Regions from separate parts of the Homo sapiens genome. Here region 1 is linked to region 2. A link is a loop called in an ENCODE intact Hi-C map of the cell type or tissue named here. Cell type or tissue: B cell. All regions are shown on one strand. Links, peaks and the distances in the headings refer to the core of each region. The heading gives the core; the rest is flanking DNA. Region 1 has its middle 35 kb from the start of PRDM2. Region 2 overlaps PRDM2 (PR/SET domain 2).

Region 1 (8,334 bases), core at 282-8,281, 100 kb before region 2:
CCAAGATCGCGCCCCTGCACTCCAGCCTGGGCGACAGAGCGAGACTCCGTCTCAAAAAAAGAGAAATTATACATGTGTGTCTATAGGGATATATTTATAAAATCCCAACACACAATGAACTTCCTATTGGTGTGCTCTGGCCTCTGAAAAGTAATTGACTCAATGGTAATTGGCCTTTAGTGACAATGTACTTTAATGATAGTGGCTTATGTGACCTGCAAATGTTAAAGTCCCATGTCTTGCTGAGTTCCTTTGTGATAGTGAGTGATATAGTTTGGTTGTATCCCCACCCAAAATATCATCTTGAATTGTAATCCACATAATCCCCATAATCACCATTTGTCAAGGGGACCAGGTGGAGGTAATTGGATCATGGGGGTGGTTCCCCCATGCTGTTCTCGTGATAATGATTTTTCATGAGATCTGATGGTTATATAATCATCTGGTACTCACTCCATCCTGTCACCCTGTGAAAAAGGTGCCTGCTTCTCCTTTGCCTTCTGCCATGATTATAAGTATAAACCTCTTTCCTTTATAAATTACCAGTCTCGGGTATTTCTTCATAGAAGTGTGAGAACGGACTAATACAGGTTAGTTCTTCTGCAGCTCATCTGCTACTCACAAGTGGAAAGAAGCAGCTCACAGACTCTTCATCTCCAAGAGTCAGACTTTCAGGGCCTCCCTCAGCAAACCTGCACGGCTTCCTCCAAGGCAGAAGTCCAGGGAATTACTTATGACTAATGCGGTCAGACCCAAAGCAGTCACTCCACCCAGTCGGAGGGAGTCCTACGCTGGTTGCTGCCTCCCCACCTTCCTCACCCCCATGCTCAAAACTGTGACACCCAGGTCATTGACACCTGTGTCTGCAGCTGGCAGGGCCACAGTTCTGATCACATTCACACATTCCTTCATTCATCATTTCATTCATTCACACACCTTTATTTGAAAACTGACATATGGTGGATACTGATGTTTCTGAGATAAAGTACCCAGTTTGCTGTTAATGCAAACTCAATACGGCCTGGGAAGGACTCCGTACTTCTATATTCGAGCCCCTGTGGACGAACTGTAACCTAGCTTAATAGGCAGACAAGGTTGAAAACCTAATTTAGGAGTATACACCTGTAACAATTACAATAGTTGAGTCTTGGCCAATCCCAGCAGCCATACTTCAACCACTCAGAGACTGCTAAGTGTTCAAACTGTGTTCAAATAAGACAAACACCAGCCTGTAACCAATCCAGCTGTTTCTGTACCTCACTGCCGATTTCTGTATGGCACTTCCCTTTCTTTGTCTATAAATTTGTTCTGACCAGGGGGCATCCCTGGAGTTTCTCTAAATCTGCTGTGATTCTGGGGGCTGCCTGATTGGGGAATCATGCATTGTTCAATTAAACTCATTTAAAATTAATTCAGCTGAAGTTTTTCTTTTAACACTGCCCTTACTAACTTCGCAGCCTAGTGGGGAGAAGTCATGTGACAAATACAAAGTGAGGAAAAAACTCCTTAAACTCCTAAACTGTGCTACCAGTGTGCTAATAACAGATTTACGGGGATTATTTCATTTAATCCTCACAACAACATGAGGAGGTGGATACCATTATTATCTTCATTTCACATAGGCACCCCACCCCCCCAAAGAAAAGAGGATTCAGCAACAGGCACAGCAATTTGCCCAAGATGACAAAGCTAGAAATGGTGGAAATTAGCCAGGAAGTCACGCTGACTCCAGACTCTGTGTAATTTACATGTCTCAGGCATTTTTACAAGAAAAAAAAAAAAAACCAGGCACAGTGTCTCATGCCTGTAATCCCAGCATTTTGGGAGGCCTCAGTGGGAGGATTGCTTGAGCCCAGGAGTTCGAGACCAGCCTAGGCAACCCCGTCTCAAAATAAATAAATAAATAGCTTTTTAATCCTCTAACCTAGCAATTCTGCTTCTAGAGGAATTGTTTTATAATTGTTTATAATGGCAAATAAACTGTCCTACATGTCCATCAAGGAGAGCGTGTTTACAAGACTTGTAGTATGCTCACCCCATGAAGTATTTTACACACAGTGATGAAAATGAATCCACGATGGCCATAAATGTTAGAAACGTAAGACTGAATTTTTAAAAGCCAAAGACCACACACCATATGATGACATTTTGAAAGCTCAAACCCAGTAAAAGAAGATAACACATTGTTTTGACAACACACAGCTTAGGTAAGCAGATTTTTTTTTTTAAGTCAGAGAGTGATAAAGACAAACTTTAGGGTAACGATCATCTGGGAGGATGGATCTAGGGAAGCAGAAGAAGGAATTAGGGGTGGGGGTTGTCCAAGTAAATGTGAGGCCTTTTGTAATGGTTTAATTCCAGGATTGACAAGCTAGAGCCTGCAGGCCAAATCTGGCCCTTCAACTGTTTTTGTAAATAAAGTGGGTTTTTTTGTTTTGTTTTGTTTGAGTTGGATTCTCGCTCTGTTGCCCAGGCTGGAGTGCAATGGTGCAATCTCACCTCACTGCAACTTCCACCTCCTGGGTTCAAGCAATTCTGCCTCAGCCTCCTGAGTAGCTGGGGTTACAGGCACCCACCACCATGCCTGGCTAATTTTTGCATTTATAGTAGGGACAGGGTTTCACCATGTTGGCCAGGCTGGTCTCTTTGGTCAGGCTGGTCTCGAACTCCTAACCTTGTGATCTGCCCGCCTCAGCCTCCCAAAGTGCTGGGATTACAGGCCATAAAGTTTTATCTGAACACAGACACACCAATTTGTTTACATATTGTCTATGCCGGCACTCACTCTACAATAGCAGAAATGAGTAGTTGCAATGGAGACTATATGGCCCATAAAGCTTAAAATATTCGCTATCTGACTCTTTACGGAAAAAGTTTGTTGTGACCTCTGTTCTTGCCTTGGATTGAGTAATAGAGTCCTCTCTTTAATAGCGGTAAGACATTCACCTCTCTGGGTCTCAGTTGCCCTATCTGTAAATAGGGATGATACTACTCTGTGAAGTAAGAAACTGTATCATCCTTTAATGTATGGAAAGTGGATTAGTGGTTTTTTAGGGCCAAGAGGTGGCGCTGGGGGGAGATGAGAATATGGAAATAGGGACTGACTACTAATGAGTAAAAAGTTTCTCTAAGGGGGATAAAAATATTGTAAATTAGACTGTAGTGATGATTGCACAACCCTATCAAAAGATCCACGGCTTCCTGCGGGATTTCTCAACCTCAGCACGATTGACATTTGGGGCTGGATACTTCCTTGTTGTGGGGCTGTCCTGTCAATGTAAGATGGTGAGCAGCCTCCCTGGCCTCTACCCATTATGGGTAGTGATGCCAGTAGCACTCACCAAGTTGTGAAAACCAAAATGTCTCCAGACATTGCCACATATCCCTGGAAGCAGCTAGGGGGAGTAAAATCACCCCCAGTTGAAAAACCACCGTTCTATAATAATAACCTGAGAAATTTCCTCTGCACAGCATTACCATAGAAAGGAGAGTCAAAAGTCTTGGAGTAAATAGTAGGACCTTTTTACCATGGAAAATGATCAGCTTTGAATCACTGGGCAGGGACTGAACTGGGCAAGTCTTTGCAAGGGCAACTTCCAAGGAGCAACAAAGGTGGCACTTGAGTAATTTGGAAAGTGATACTAAGCAAGTTGGAAGGCTGCTGTGTTCCGCTCATGAAAACATCTGCACCTAAGTGGTAAGAGTTAGCTGTGTGGTCCTGGCCAATTTCCAGCCCAGGTGACTGCAGTCTCCTGTTCTTAGTCTTCCCTCCAATTTCTGTAGGGCATGGTGCTTTTCTTTACTTCCTGTTCCATACCTGATGACTAAGCCATCATTAGTCTCTTCTAGTGATTAGTTAGGAAATATTAATTTTAAATCAGCAAAGCACTAGGGGAAGAAAAGGACAACTTGGGTTTCCCTTTTCATCCCCAAGGGATGTAACAGCGCACCCGTCAAATCCTTGGTGGAGAGAGAAACCTCCTTGAAATTATCTTGCCAAAAGAGAAAAACGGATTAGCCAATAGTTCATAAATTTGAAAGCATAGGGCTTTCTTTTGATGAAGGCCACTTCCTAGAGGAATGGAGAGGAAGCTTGATCACAGAGTTTAGACACAGTTGAAGAACCCAGTGCTCCCCATTTCCCCTCCCATACATGTCTCTAATCTGATGGTCCCCTTACATCCCATCCTTGCAGGAAATTGATTCTCTTTCCAGCCTTTGCTCAATCCTTGCTCCCATTTATTTATTTTATTTATTTACTTTGAGACGGAGTCATGCTCTGTCACCCAGGCTGAAGGGCAGTGGTGTGATCTCGGCTCACTGCAACCTCCACCTCCCGGGTTCAAGTGATTCTCCTGCCTCAGCCTCCTGAGAGCTGGGATTACAGGCAGCTGCCACCACACCCTGATAATTTCTGTATTTTTAGTAGGGTTGGGGTTACGCCAGGCTGGTCTCGAACTCCTGATCTCAGGTGATCCACCCGCCTCGGCCTCCCAAAGTGCTGGGATTACAGGCGTGAGCCATCATGCCCAGCCCCTTGCTCCCATTTAAACCGTCAGCCCCGAGCTTCAACCCTTAGAGGCCTGGTTTCTGCCCAGCATCAAAGTGAATGGGATAGTCCTAAAGGGACCAATTTGTCTAGATTGGTCCAAGACTTGGTGGATTTTAGCACTGAAGGAGGTCCCGGGCAATCTTTTGGTCCCCAGCAAAACGAAAGGGTTGGATAGCTTAACTCCCTGAAGGCCTCCTCCATATTTCATCTCTTGTAACCTCGCAGCATCCAGGTCAACCAGTGATTGTGCGTCTTAAAAAAACAGAGCAAACCACTTGAATGAGACAAGCAAATTGCAAATTAACTGCAACTCTTCCTGATGCCCACCAGAGGGCTCCTTCTTCCACATAAACAGCCCTGCTGTGCCCAAAGGAACAGAACCTTCCGGACTAGGAGCAATCAAGTTAAGACGGCTCTGACAGTCACTGCCTCACAGCAGAAGTAAAAGAAGAGGGCTACGTCAATGTCATTTCTGCCTCTGTTAACAAACAGAAAGCACTGCTTATGAAATGGGTTCTCCATTCGTGTTCCAGGAATAGCCTTTATTCCAGGTCCTCACCGGAACCTTGCAAAGTGGGAACCGCTGGTGAATGGCCTAAGGTCACAAAACCATCAAACTTCAAAGACCGCAGTCTTTCCACTGTACCAAGTTACCTTGTTATTTCAAAGAACAGTGAAATGAGAGCGTTACAAGCTGTTCCCTGGGCTTAGGGCTGTGGGTGTGGACAAGGGAGGCTGGATGTGGACCCAGTGCCTGAAGGGGAATTTGGTCAACAGCCATAATGAAGAGCAGGAATGGGGGTGGGCGTGCAAGGGCATCGCTTCACCATGTGGACACCAACAGGAGCAAGAGAGTAATGGGGAGGCAGGGACAACCAGCCCTTGTAAATTCCCAACTCTAAGACAGCTGACAGCAGCAGCTACCATGGCTGCCCCATCTCAGGGAGCTCAGAGCACGCAGCAGATGGGATGCAGGCAGAGAGTTCAAGGCTATTAGGCCTCAGCACTAACCAGGGAGTCCTTAAGGGAACCAGGTGGGACTGCGTGTGCCCCAGGCTCCAGGCCACCTGTGACTGCCATCTGCCAAAGGAAACCGACAGAGTCACCCCAAACCAAATTAAGAACCAGAGTGCCAAGAGTACCCATAAAAAGAAAGGGTATCTGCCAGTTGTTGTTAAAGCAAAGAAAAAGGAAGAACATGGCAAGTCTACAAATGAGCCATGATATGTGTTAACCCTGGAGTCAGTGCAGAGAACACACAACATTCTAGAAAGGGTTGGGGTAGTTGCGTGGGGAACTTCTCTTAGAACCGAAATCTTTTTTTTTTTTTTTTTACTTTTTTATTTTTTAATTTATTATTATTATACTTTAAGTTTTAGGGTACATGTGCACAATGTGCAGGTTAGTTACATATGTATACATGTGCCATGCTTAGAACTGAAATCTTGCAATTCAGTTCGATTTAGACTCCTCTGCTGCTTTCACCCTTTGCAGACAGGCCCAGCAGCCCTGGGGTTTGCTTGTTCTCACTTTCTTCTTTTTTGGAGAAAAATTCAGCATTAGGTTTCACTATGGCATAGAATAGTTTTGGTTTTTTTTTTTTCTTTTTGTTTGTTTGTTTGTTTTTTAGTCAGTCCCTACCATTTTGACAATCACACTTGGAAGACCAGCTGAGCTGTCAGGAAAAGGACTCCTTTCTGCATTACTTTAACCAAAACAACTATGGTTTTTAAAACTATACATTAGGCCAGCCGAGCGTGGTGGCTCACACCTGTAATCCCAGCACTTTGGGAGGCCAAGGCGGGTGGATCGCTTGAGGTCAGCAGTTGGTGACCAGCCTGGCCAACATGGTGAAACCCCGTCTCTACTAAAATTACAAGAATTAGCTGAACGTGGTGGCACATGCCTGTAGTCCCACCTACTTGGGAGCCTGAGGCAGGAGAATCGCTTGAACCCAGGAGGCAGAGGTTGCAGTGAACCGAGATCGTGCCACTGCACTCCAGCCTGAGCAACAGAGTGAGACTCCGTCTCAAAAAAAACCAAAAAAACCCAACAAAAAACCCCCTATACATTAGATTACTTTATCAGCCCTAGCTTGCCACCAAACGAACTAGGTTATCATTTCTGAGTTGCAAATAATTCTTTCCCCATGGATATATTTTTATCCAGAGTAACATCTGTCTAATTCAAGACTTGAAAAATAAAGCCCACGTGATTTCAAGAAAATGAGCACTTTTAAGTCGTGAAGTATGTTGTAGCCTAAAAAAGAAAAACGTAGTCTTCCAAGAGAACCATCTCTCCAGTAAGAAAAAAAAAAAGTTCTTTGACTGACAGCTCTTTTCAAGTGCAAATGAGAGTGACAGCAAGAAGAGGTTTAAAATTCTCATTGGGTTGGAGGATACTTCTGCTTTTTTAATGTAAATATTGATATGTAATCTGGGTTTGCCCTGTCAGAAAGCATTCATGCATACAAACATGCTCAGGTTTTTTCTGTTTTGTTTTATTTTGTTTTTTTGAGACAGAGTCTCGCTCCATCACCCAGGCTGGAATGCAGTGGCATGATCTCAGCTCACTGCAATTTCCACCTCCCGGGTTCAAGTGATTCTCCTGCCTCAGCCTCCCAAGTAGCTGGGACTACAGGCACACACCACCACACCTGGCTAATTTTTGTATTTTTAGTAGAGACAGGGTTTCACCATGTTGGTTAGGCTGGTCTCTAACTCCTGACCTGGTGATCCACCCGCTTCAGCCTCCCAAAGTGCTGGGATTATAGGAGTGAGCCACTGCGCCCGACTCATGCTCAGGTTTTTTTTGTTTTGTTTTGTGTTTTTGAGACAGAGTCTTGCTCTGTCACCCAGGCTGGAGTGCAGTGGCGCGATCTCGGCTCACTGCAAGCTCTGCCTCCAGGGTTCACGCCATCATCCTGCCTCAGCCTCCCAAGTAGCTGGGACTACAGGCGCGTGCCACCACCGGCTAATTTTTTGTATATTTAGTAGAGACACGGTTTCACCGTGTTAGCCAGGATGGTCTCGATCTCCTGACCTCGTGATCCGCCTGCCTCGGCCTCCCAAAGTGCTGGGATTACAGGCGTGAGCCACCGTGCCCGGCCTCATGCTCAGGTTTTTATACATATGCTCCAGTTCCTTTCCTCGGTAGACCCTGTATTCTTTTCTTTCTGTTTTGAGATGGGGTCTCACTTTGTGGCCCAGGCTCGTCTCAAACTTCCAAGCTCAAGTGATCCTCCTGCCTCAACCTCCCACATAGCTGGGATTACAGGCACTTGCCACTGTTCCTGGCCTGTTTCCTTTATAATGCCCTTCTGGGAAGGCAGAGAGTGTGCATTGTGGCTAATTTCAAGAAGGCAACTCTAAAGAGCACCCCAAAAACTTGCCCATAAATCAGTGAAAGAGCCAATATGATTATATAAGTGACGATCTCATTGTTTTTCTATCTGGTTAAAGTTTTTTTCACCAGACTTGTGAAAAAAGGAGTTGAATATACCGATGTCCAAAACACACACTTCCATATAGAGCGGGAGGGAATGTTGTGGAGCCACCATGGACAGAAGGGTGGCAATACGAAAACCTCAATCAGTGTTTCTCAGACTAGCTGCATCTGTAGGGTATTTAGTGGAGCTCTGCTGTACAGGCAGCTATCTGCATTTAGGTCAACATATTTTAAACTTCATTATAGTTCTTTGATACTTAAGCACTATTGATATTTAATAGTGCTTTGATATTTAATATTTGATATATAAATATATGTTTGATTTCATATTTGAT
Region 2 (8,334 bases), core at 243-8,242:
ACCAGCTGCACCAGTTAATTGCATTGTGACTTCGGATGGGTTACTCTCCATGTTTTGGTCCTTAATTTTTCTGTCTATAAAATGGGAATATGAGCTACCTACCCTACAAGGTTGCTGTGAGCATTAAGTGAGAACATTATAGGAACATTCCTGGCACACCAACCTTTGGTTCATCCCATTGTAATGGTGGGCACCAGCAAAATACATTCTGTGGTAACTGCCGTTCTCTGGCCGGTTGGCACACTTCTAAAAAAAAAAAAAAATGAGCAGTTTCACCATCTTGTGTAACAAGTTCTCTTAAAATCCATATATTTTCCTTTTGCATCGTGGAGTGAATTAAGTGGGTTTCAAATTAGTTAAGAGTAAAGGGCCTGTTTGGATCTGCACCTAAATAGCTACATCGTGGCACTAAGGAATTCTTCATGTGCAAGAAACCTGCTTCTCTCTTAAAAGCTGTCTTGTTTCACTGTTAACCAAACGAGGACACCTGTGGTGACATAGGTTGGTGCATTAGGTAACTCTTGGAATTTGATTTGTTCCATTTGCCTGGGCAGAAGCAAACACGTCTCACTGTTTGCTCGTCTTACCTTTATGTGGTCCAAAGCACTCATGACAGTTATAAGAGGATTTTATGTGAATGAATTTTTCTTAACATTTTCTTAGGTATTAAATTATCAGACAGCCCTGAAAGTAATTGTGTGGGAGCAGTTTCAGGGCTGTATATGACAAATTTTTTTTTACAGTCTTTCTGGGTGTGAAATCAGGAAAAAAACAAATGGACGAAAGGACAGTTTTCTTAGAAGGTGCTAATTAATTTGACGATACCAGTTTTCCGGGAAGAAATGTCCCGATGATCTGTGCAGCATCTTGACTGGGCTTTCTGAGGAGTTGGAGTTCTTTTTCAGCAGTCGCACAGGTACATTCCTTCTGTTGATACACAATGCTTGTACAAACTCACAGCTTAACTTTGTAATAACACAGGAGTCCCTGACCCCCAGTGTTGTCTACCAAATGTTGTGTTTACGTCCGTTTGTGACTGGGGAGAAGGGCCTTAGGTGTTACTTGATACTCAGAAGTCTCCTCTCCGAAAGATTAAGAACCACCACAGTGAACCAGTATGTTCAGTTTTCAAACTCAAGCAGAGACAGTTAGGAGCAATAAAATCAGTAGGTTACAGACTTTAAAAATGAAATACACTCACAGCTTACACTGTTAGAGCATTAGTATATACTGATGTGGACATGAGTGAGTGAGTGACAGAATTCTCTCTAACTTCTGTCTTCATTGGACTTGTACATTTTTATAATAATATCTGGGTGGGATCCTGTGAATCAGCGGAGAACAAATGAACAAAACAAATGGATGAATTAGGAATTGTTAGTGGAAGCAGAACGCCATTGTCTTCATATGAAGGAACATATGCCGACAATTTAGATTTGTAGGCGTGCACTTTCTGTAATTTGTTTAGTAGCATCTGTGGATACTCCTTACAATCGATTCCATTTATTGAGTCTGTGCCAGGCACTGTGTGGCATTCGTTTTGTGCATTACCTCATTTACTTCTCTTTGACAACAGTATCCGATCAGTATTACCAGTATATATCAGAGCTGGTTCCCATCTGCCTCGAATGGGATTATTTCTTGTTAATCAAATCATGGCCCAAGGGCTGCGCAGCAGTGTTTCATGCTATTTCACTTTTATGGGTATCTGTTTTTGTGGACCAAACTTACCTTGAGGACCTACTATTGTGAGTGCCACCACCACACTGGGGAAGGGGACAAGAGCCTAGCCCACTGTCTCGCCTCAGTTAGCGTCAGCTCTTTGCAGGGAGCACGAGTAACCTTGGAGACACAGGAACCTGCTGGGAGCAGGTGAAATGAGTGCATAGGTTGAGAGACCCTTTCCACCAGCCATTGGACGCTGGCCTAGGAAGGACTCCTGTTTCAAGCCCTAGTCCTCTGTGAGCCTTCCTCCCAGGCTCAGTTTGTTCCCTGTGGTCATTACTTTACCCCTATATTGGCAAAAAATAGAAAAGCCTCAGCTCAAGGACAATGTGGGATAATCCTTGGAGACCAGCACCAAGGAAGATTGTGTGCTTCTGAAAGGCTCCATTCTCAGTGCCAGAGCCTGTTAGCAAGGCCAGGTCCACAGCGCGCGCTCCTCAGGCTTCCCGGCTTTACCTGGCTCCCTTGGTGGATGGAACTTTACATCCTCCCCTGCGATTATGTGGATGATGTGTCGGTCCGTGAGTGCTCATAGAGGCACAGCTGCAGGCAGGAGGTGGCTGGGGCACAGTTGAGATCCTCCACAGCAGTGGGATCTGTTTGATCAGCAGCAGTGGAGCTGAGTCTGAAAACCTGTGCTGGAATAAAAGTGCCTCATTTCATGGTGGGCCGAGTGATTAGGTAGCTTAGTATCTCTGTAAATGCTCTTGTTTTTATAAACCTCTGCTAAAATGTGGCATATTCAAATGCCGTTGCTTAGTCTTTGCATTTTTAAGAGAAGCAAAATAAAGGCTGAGGTAAAGAATGATGATCACAGCCAACTGCCAAGACATCGACCCTTAGGTTAATACTGGCAGGCATTCAACATGATTGTTTAAATTAGATATTTGATTTAAATAATGATGGGTATAAGAACCAAGTGCGGTGAACAGGAAAAAGAATATGGGGTATGTGGCTGTTTGGAAAGAGGAAACAGATGATTTTTTTGTTTGAAGTGATGATGTGTAGCATGGAATTGAAAGATGTCTACCAAAAGGTTAACAGGGTAATTTGAATGCTAAGCATTTTTGGCTATTTAATGGTATCTCTTGTATTTTTAATCCCTTTAAAGTCTTTATAACTGTGTGTCCATTGTGGGTTTGATGTTACTGGGGATTGTGGTTTTTTTCCTGAACGGTTTTCCTGAGTTTTATGGGTAGGCAGTAGACAAGAGAGAAACACTTGAGCAGTACTTTTTGCCATCTAGGCCAAGTACAAAGTAGAGGCTTTTTCCAAATAGCACTTGTAAAACTGCGTATTTTACAAAATTTTAAAGTGTTATATTTTGTCTCAACCAATAAAAACATTTTCAATTATCTCATTGTTTTTACTTTTGTTGGCGTCTTCTTTATGAAAAATCATGTATTCATTTTTTTGTGTGTAATGTAACCAAGTGCTCATCTGAGAAAATACAATCAGATAGAAATATCATACCCTTATCAATACTCTCTCACTGGGAGCCACCTGCCAAAATCTGAATGTATATCCTCTTGATTTTCCTTAAATTTATCTCTGTGGATATATCGTAGCCTGATTTGATTAATTAGTCATGTGGCTTGACCATTGTTCATATGGGCATTTCTGTAACCAAATGTGAAGAATGAATTTTGAGTGTTTTCATTGTATCTTGTTTCATATTTATGTCAAATTTTTACTCCTTGAAAATATTTTAAAACGATGTTGTAGTTAATTCATCAGGATGCAGTATTGTAAAATTTGTCATGGGCTTTAAAGGGGGAAACATGATTTTCTTCTTAGCTGAGAGTAAGCAATTCTCGAGGGCGTGGCTGTCTCTTCTGTTTTCAGGGTTGCCAGGTACTGGAAATGCACCTCCTCTACAACACCTCCCACTTTGGTTTTTTCAGCCACGGGGGGCTGAGTCCATAAGTTGAATTAGGTTCTTTATTTTGTAGTTGCCTCGTCACTATTTATATGTAAGGTTTTCAGATTTTAGGTACATTTTTCAGGCTACTAAAAAAACGTGAGAAAGAAACCTAGAAATTGATTATGAAGTAGAACAGGTCAGCATCTTGTTTATATTTAATTATTCTCCCAAATCATTTTGTTCATGCCACAACACTTTTTGAGGCTCCAAAGAAGGTAAGGAAACTTAATGCTTTCTTATCTTGAATTTGGTGAAGTTTGTTTGGGAAGCCCTTTCTTAAGATGTGGAATTATCCAGTCAAAACCACTGAAAGCCTTTTTCTGACAGCATAAAAGCTCGGACTCCCTTCCGATGGATCTTTGCTATTCTCCTATCAGCCTGACATTTGGAAGAGTTAGGGTAGCCTGCAGCCTCCACAGCTGCAGAGGCTGTGCAACAGCCCCCCTGGTGGGAAGCAAGCATTTCAGGAATTTATACTGCAATCTGCAGAACTGCAAAATCTAAAACTTTTCCATTGTTTCTGTTGGAAGCAAAACCTAGAGTTGTGTTTTAATACCATGAGCTACCTAAAACCAGAGAGGTTTTATTTTTATAATTTGCCTCCAGGATTACAGATAGTTCTTGGTGACTTTAACTGCAGAAAAAGATTTGAAATTATGCCAAACGAGCTTAACAGAATTTTTTACTGTCAGATAAGTTTCAAAGTTATTTTAAGTGAAAAAGGAAACTATAGAAAATGCATGGCATGTTAACTTTTATAAAAACTAACTGTTGCAGTGTCTTACTACTTCAGATCTATGGGGCTTGCTTTGCCACTGATCGCGCCTTGACCAGTTGTAACAGCCACTTGTGATCCTCTGATAACCACACCCACCCCGCTGCAAACCTTTCTGAAAGCATTTCTGGTTGAGGCACACTGGTGCCCCCATCAGTCCTTCTGCCCAAGTCTCCCAGTTCTTTTGTTAATGACATTTGATGACTTCCAGAGTACCAAGTCATTCTCTTACATTAAAGCATACATTAAGAATATTGAAATGAACTGTTAATTCCTTATGGAAAACTTAATTTTAGGTATCCATTTCCAGCTTCTCTCTTCCTCTCTATCATCAACCCAACTGTAGAACGTTAAACTACTAGGCACATATGCAGCAGAGCTGAGGTCTAATTCCAGTCGACCTTCACCATCTCACACATAGCATCACTTGGCTATTCTTTTGTTTTTTTTTTTGAGATGGAGTCTCGCTCTGTCACCCAGGCTGGAGTGCAGTGGCGGGATCTAGGCTCACTGCAGCCTCCGCCTCCTGGGTTCAAGCGATTATCCTGTCTCAGCCTCCTGAGTAGCTGGAATTACAGGCGCGGTGGTACCGCGCCTGGCTAATTTTTGTATTTTTAGTAGAGATGGGATTTCACCGTGTTGGTCAGTCTGGTCTCGAGCTCCTGACCTCGTGTTCTGCCTGCCTCGGCCTCCCAAAGTGTTGGGATTACAGGCGTGAGCCACCGCACCTGGCCTGCACTTGGCCATTCTTAAGATAACAACTTTGCCATTATCCATCGATTCCTCTTCCTTACCAACACAATCTATTACAGATTGTAATTTTTAAAAATTTTATAGGAGTCATTTAACATGTACTTTATACTTTTCTCCTCCCAGTTAAGCCTTTTCATCTTGCTTTGAGAACTCTAACTTTACTCCAAACCAGATGTATCCTGAGTGATACTAGTGCCACAGCTGGCCTGCTGTCACGAAAGACACCTTTGACTTTGAAAAATTTGAAAGGCTGTATATTATAATGCATTGCTCATTCTTACCTGAAGTGCAGGTGACGGAGATGACCTTCAAGGCTCTTTTTGCTCCAGAGTGTTCTGGTTCTTCTCTCAGCCTTGAGCATAGTGAGTTCAACATCTACCCTGTTCCCTAGGGTCTGTGCCCTCAGCTTAGTCATATGCTTTTGTCAAAGCCTTTCTTCAACCTAGTGTGAAAGCATGGTTCCAGTCTTCAGTTTCCTAGGAAGGGCCCTCTTATGTAGGGGCAGGAAGAAGAGGAAGACTCTGCAAAAGGGTGAGATTCTAGATAGTAGTGTCTTAAGGCTGGGACGAGGAATTCTAAGAATGAAAGAAATACCAAGTTGTCAAATGTGAAGGAGAAACTTGGGGCAAATAAAGCCTGAAGAACTGTTGGGTTTTGTAATTATGGTATTAGTGATAGCCATGGGAATTGGATGCCTGTAGAGTAGAGAGGGTGGAAATTCAGTTGCAAGGATGAAGGACTGATGGAGGGCAGAGGAACTGGAGGCAGCAGGCACAACCCACCTTGGTGAGTTGGTATCAGCCCTGTTGGGAAGCCCGTGTCCTCGATGACCATTCATGGTACAGCTGTGGAAATCTCCCAGTTGGAGTCTTGTCTGCTTTGGAACCAACTGTGAAGCTCCCCAAGTGAAGATCGGATGGACCTAACTTCTGTGCACAGATATTTAATTCTGATTTTATCCTTCAGAGTTGGATAGCTCCCCAGTGAGGAGGCAGCACATCTAGAGTTACATATAGTTTTAAATTTAATTCATTTAAATCACCAAATGCATGAGCCTTCACTGTTGTGATGAATTTTTAATGTAACTTGAGCAAGGCTCCCAGAATTTTGCATTCTCTCTACTGCCTGAACATTTTAAGGTGAAACATTATTCTCTAGAATTTCCTACTGTGTCTGTCCAATTTATTAGGCTAGTAGAACATAGTCCAGACCTAGGTTAAATTTTTCATGTGACGCTTTAGGCAATTTTAATTTTGTAACTCATATCCCAGGCATCAGTGGTATAATGCTATACATAGTCTTAGAAAATAGTCATTATGGCTGTTGAATGTCTTTGTATGGTAACTATTTCACTACAAAATCCAGTTTTATTGATATTACTCAGTGGTGAATCATACTTGTTCAGATCAGGGTTCTGTGCTGTTGACTTGTTTCTGGCACAGGATAAAATAGAAATAAAAAAAAGCATTCCAATTTGATTGTTGCTTTTTTTTTTTTAAACTATAAATGCAGTTTAAGTCTTTGTTTTGTTTTTGAGACAGTCTGTCGCCCAGGCTGGAGTGCAGTGGCACGATCATGGCTCACTGCAGCCATGACCTTCTGAGGTCGAGTGATCCTCCCACCTCAGCCTCCCAAGTAGCTGGCACCACAGGCATACACCACCACGCACAGCTAATTTTTTCTATTTTTTTTTTTTTTTTTGGTAGATACGGGGGTCTCACTATGTTGCCAAGGCTGGTCTTGAGCCCCTAAGCTTAAGCAATCTGCCTACCTTGGCCTCCCAAAGTGCTAGAATTACAGGCATGAGCCACTGTGCCTGGCCGATGCAAGTCTTTATGCAACTTTTTTCACTTGCACTTGAAACCAGTGAAATAATGGATCTGTAGAGTGCTTTGTAAAGTAAGGTATGCTGCTGGATGCCGTGACTACATCTGTAATCCCAGCACTTTTGAGAGGCCAAGGCAAGAGGATTGCTGAGCCCAGGAGTTCGAGACCAGCCTGGACAACAGCAAGATCTTGTCTCTACAAAAAAGAAACAAAATTTAGTCAGGCATGGTATCACATGCCTGTAGTTTCAGCTACATAGGAGGCTGAGGCAGGAGGGATCACCTGAGCCCAGGAGGTCGAGGCTGCAGTGAATCGAGATCATGCCATCGCACTCTAGCCTGAATGACAGAGTGAGAGACAGAGTAAGACCCTGTCTCAAAAGAAAAAGTATGCATATTAAGTCATTATTGATATTAAGAAGTAACTATTAAGAGAAAGAACATTTTTAACATTTTGTCCTTGAGTTTTTTTTTTTTTTTTTTTTTGAGACGGAGTCTCGCTCTGTTGCCCAGGCTGGAGTCCGGTGGCGTGATCTCGGCTCACTGCAAGCTCCACCTCCCGGGTTCACGCCATTCTCCTGCCTCAGCCTCCCAAGTAGCTGGGACTATACTACAGGCGCCCACCACCACGCCCGGCTAATGCTTTTATGTTTTTAGCAGAGACGGGGTTTCACCGCACTAGCCAGGATGGTCTCGATCTCCTGACCTCGTGATCTGCCCACCTTAGCCTCCCAAAGTGCTGGGATTACAGGCGTGAGCCACCGCGCCCGGCCTTCTTTTTTTTTTTAAGATGGAGTTTTGCCCTTGTCATTCAGGCTGGAATGCAGTGGCACGATCTCGGCTCACTGCAGTCTCCACCTCCCGGGTTCAAGTGATTCTCCTGCCTCAGCCTCCCAAGTAGCTGGGATTACAGGTGCCCTCCACCATGGCTGGCTAATTTTTGTATTTTTAGTAGAGATGGGGTTTCACCCACCATGTTGGCCAGGCTGGTCTCGAACTCCTAACCTCAGGTGATCCACCTGCCTCGGCCTCCCAAAGTGCTGGGATTACAGGTGTGACCCACTGCTCCTGGCCCTTGAGTTTTCATTCTGGCTTTACAGCTACTGTAGTCGTGTGTCATTGGGCAAGTTATTTCACATCTCTGCCCTTTGGGTGTCTACCTTGTAAAGTGATTTATGCGTTGGGACTTTGGGGGCTTCTAGCAAAATTGATCCATTAAGTGGCAGGGGCATCAGTTTTACAATAAGGGCGCACAGTACAGGCCCAAGAATGAATATACTACATTGGTCTTATTCTCAGCAACTAAGTACACAGTTAAACATTATTTTTGG

The links. Hi-C counts contacts between places; a loop is a spot of excess contacts. Peaks named below come from ENCODE experiments on the same cell type or tissue, not always from the same donor. Only the 100,000 strongest peaks of a DNase experiment are listed, where the experiment ranks them.
Region 1: a loop joins it to region 2, with 4 times the contacts of the local background. A loop is called at or near these places in 5 of 110 quality-filtered maps.

Annotation. Positions count from the first base shown.
Region 1 is chr1:13,660,971-13,669,304 of GRCh38, forward strand. No RefSeq gene overlaps it. Among named protein-coding and RNA genes, the nearest start is that of PRDM2, 35 kb to the right of the region's middle. In B cell, for the core only: CTCF peaks have their summits at 4,887 (motif pointing right) and 5,090; DNase peaks (open chromatin) are centred at 4,931 and 6,941; H3K4me3 peaks cover 1,463 bases; H3K27ac peaks cover 3,322 bases.
Region 2 is chr1:13,760,607-13,768,940 of GRCh38, forward strand. The region is part of intron 6 of PRDM2 (PR/SET domain 2); the gene reads left to right. Among named protein-coding and RNA genes, the nearest start is that of PRDM2, 65 kb to the left of the region's middle. In B cell, for the core only: no CTCF peak of the experiment used is centred there; DNase peaks (open chromatin) are centred at 3,580 and 4,548; H3K27ac peaks cover 4,084 bases.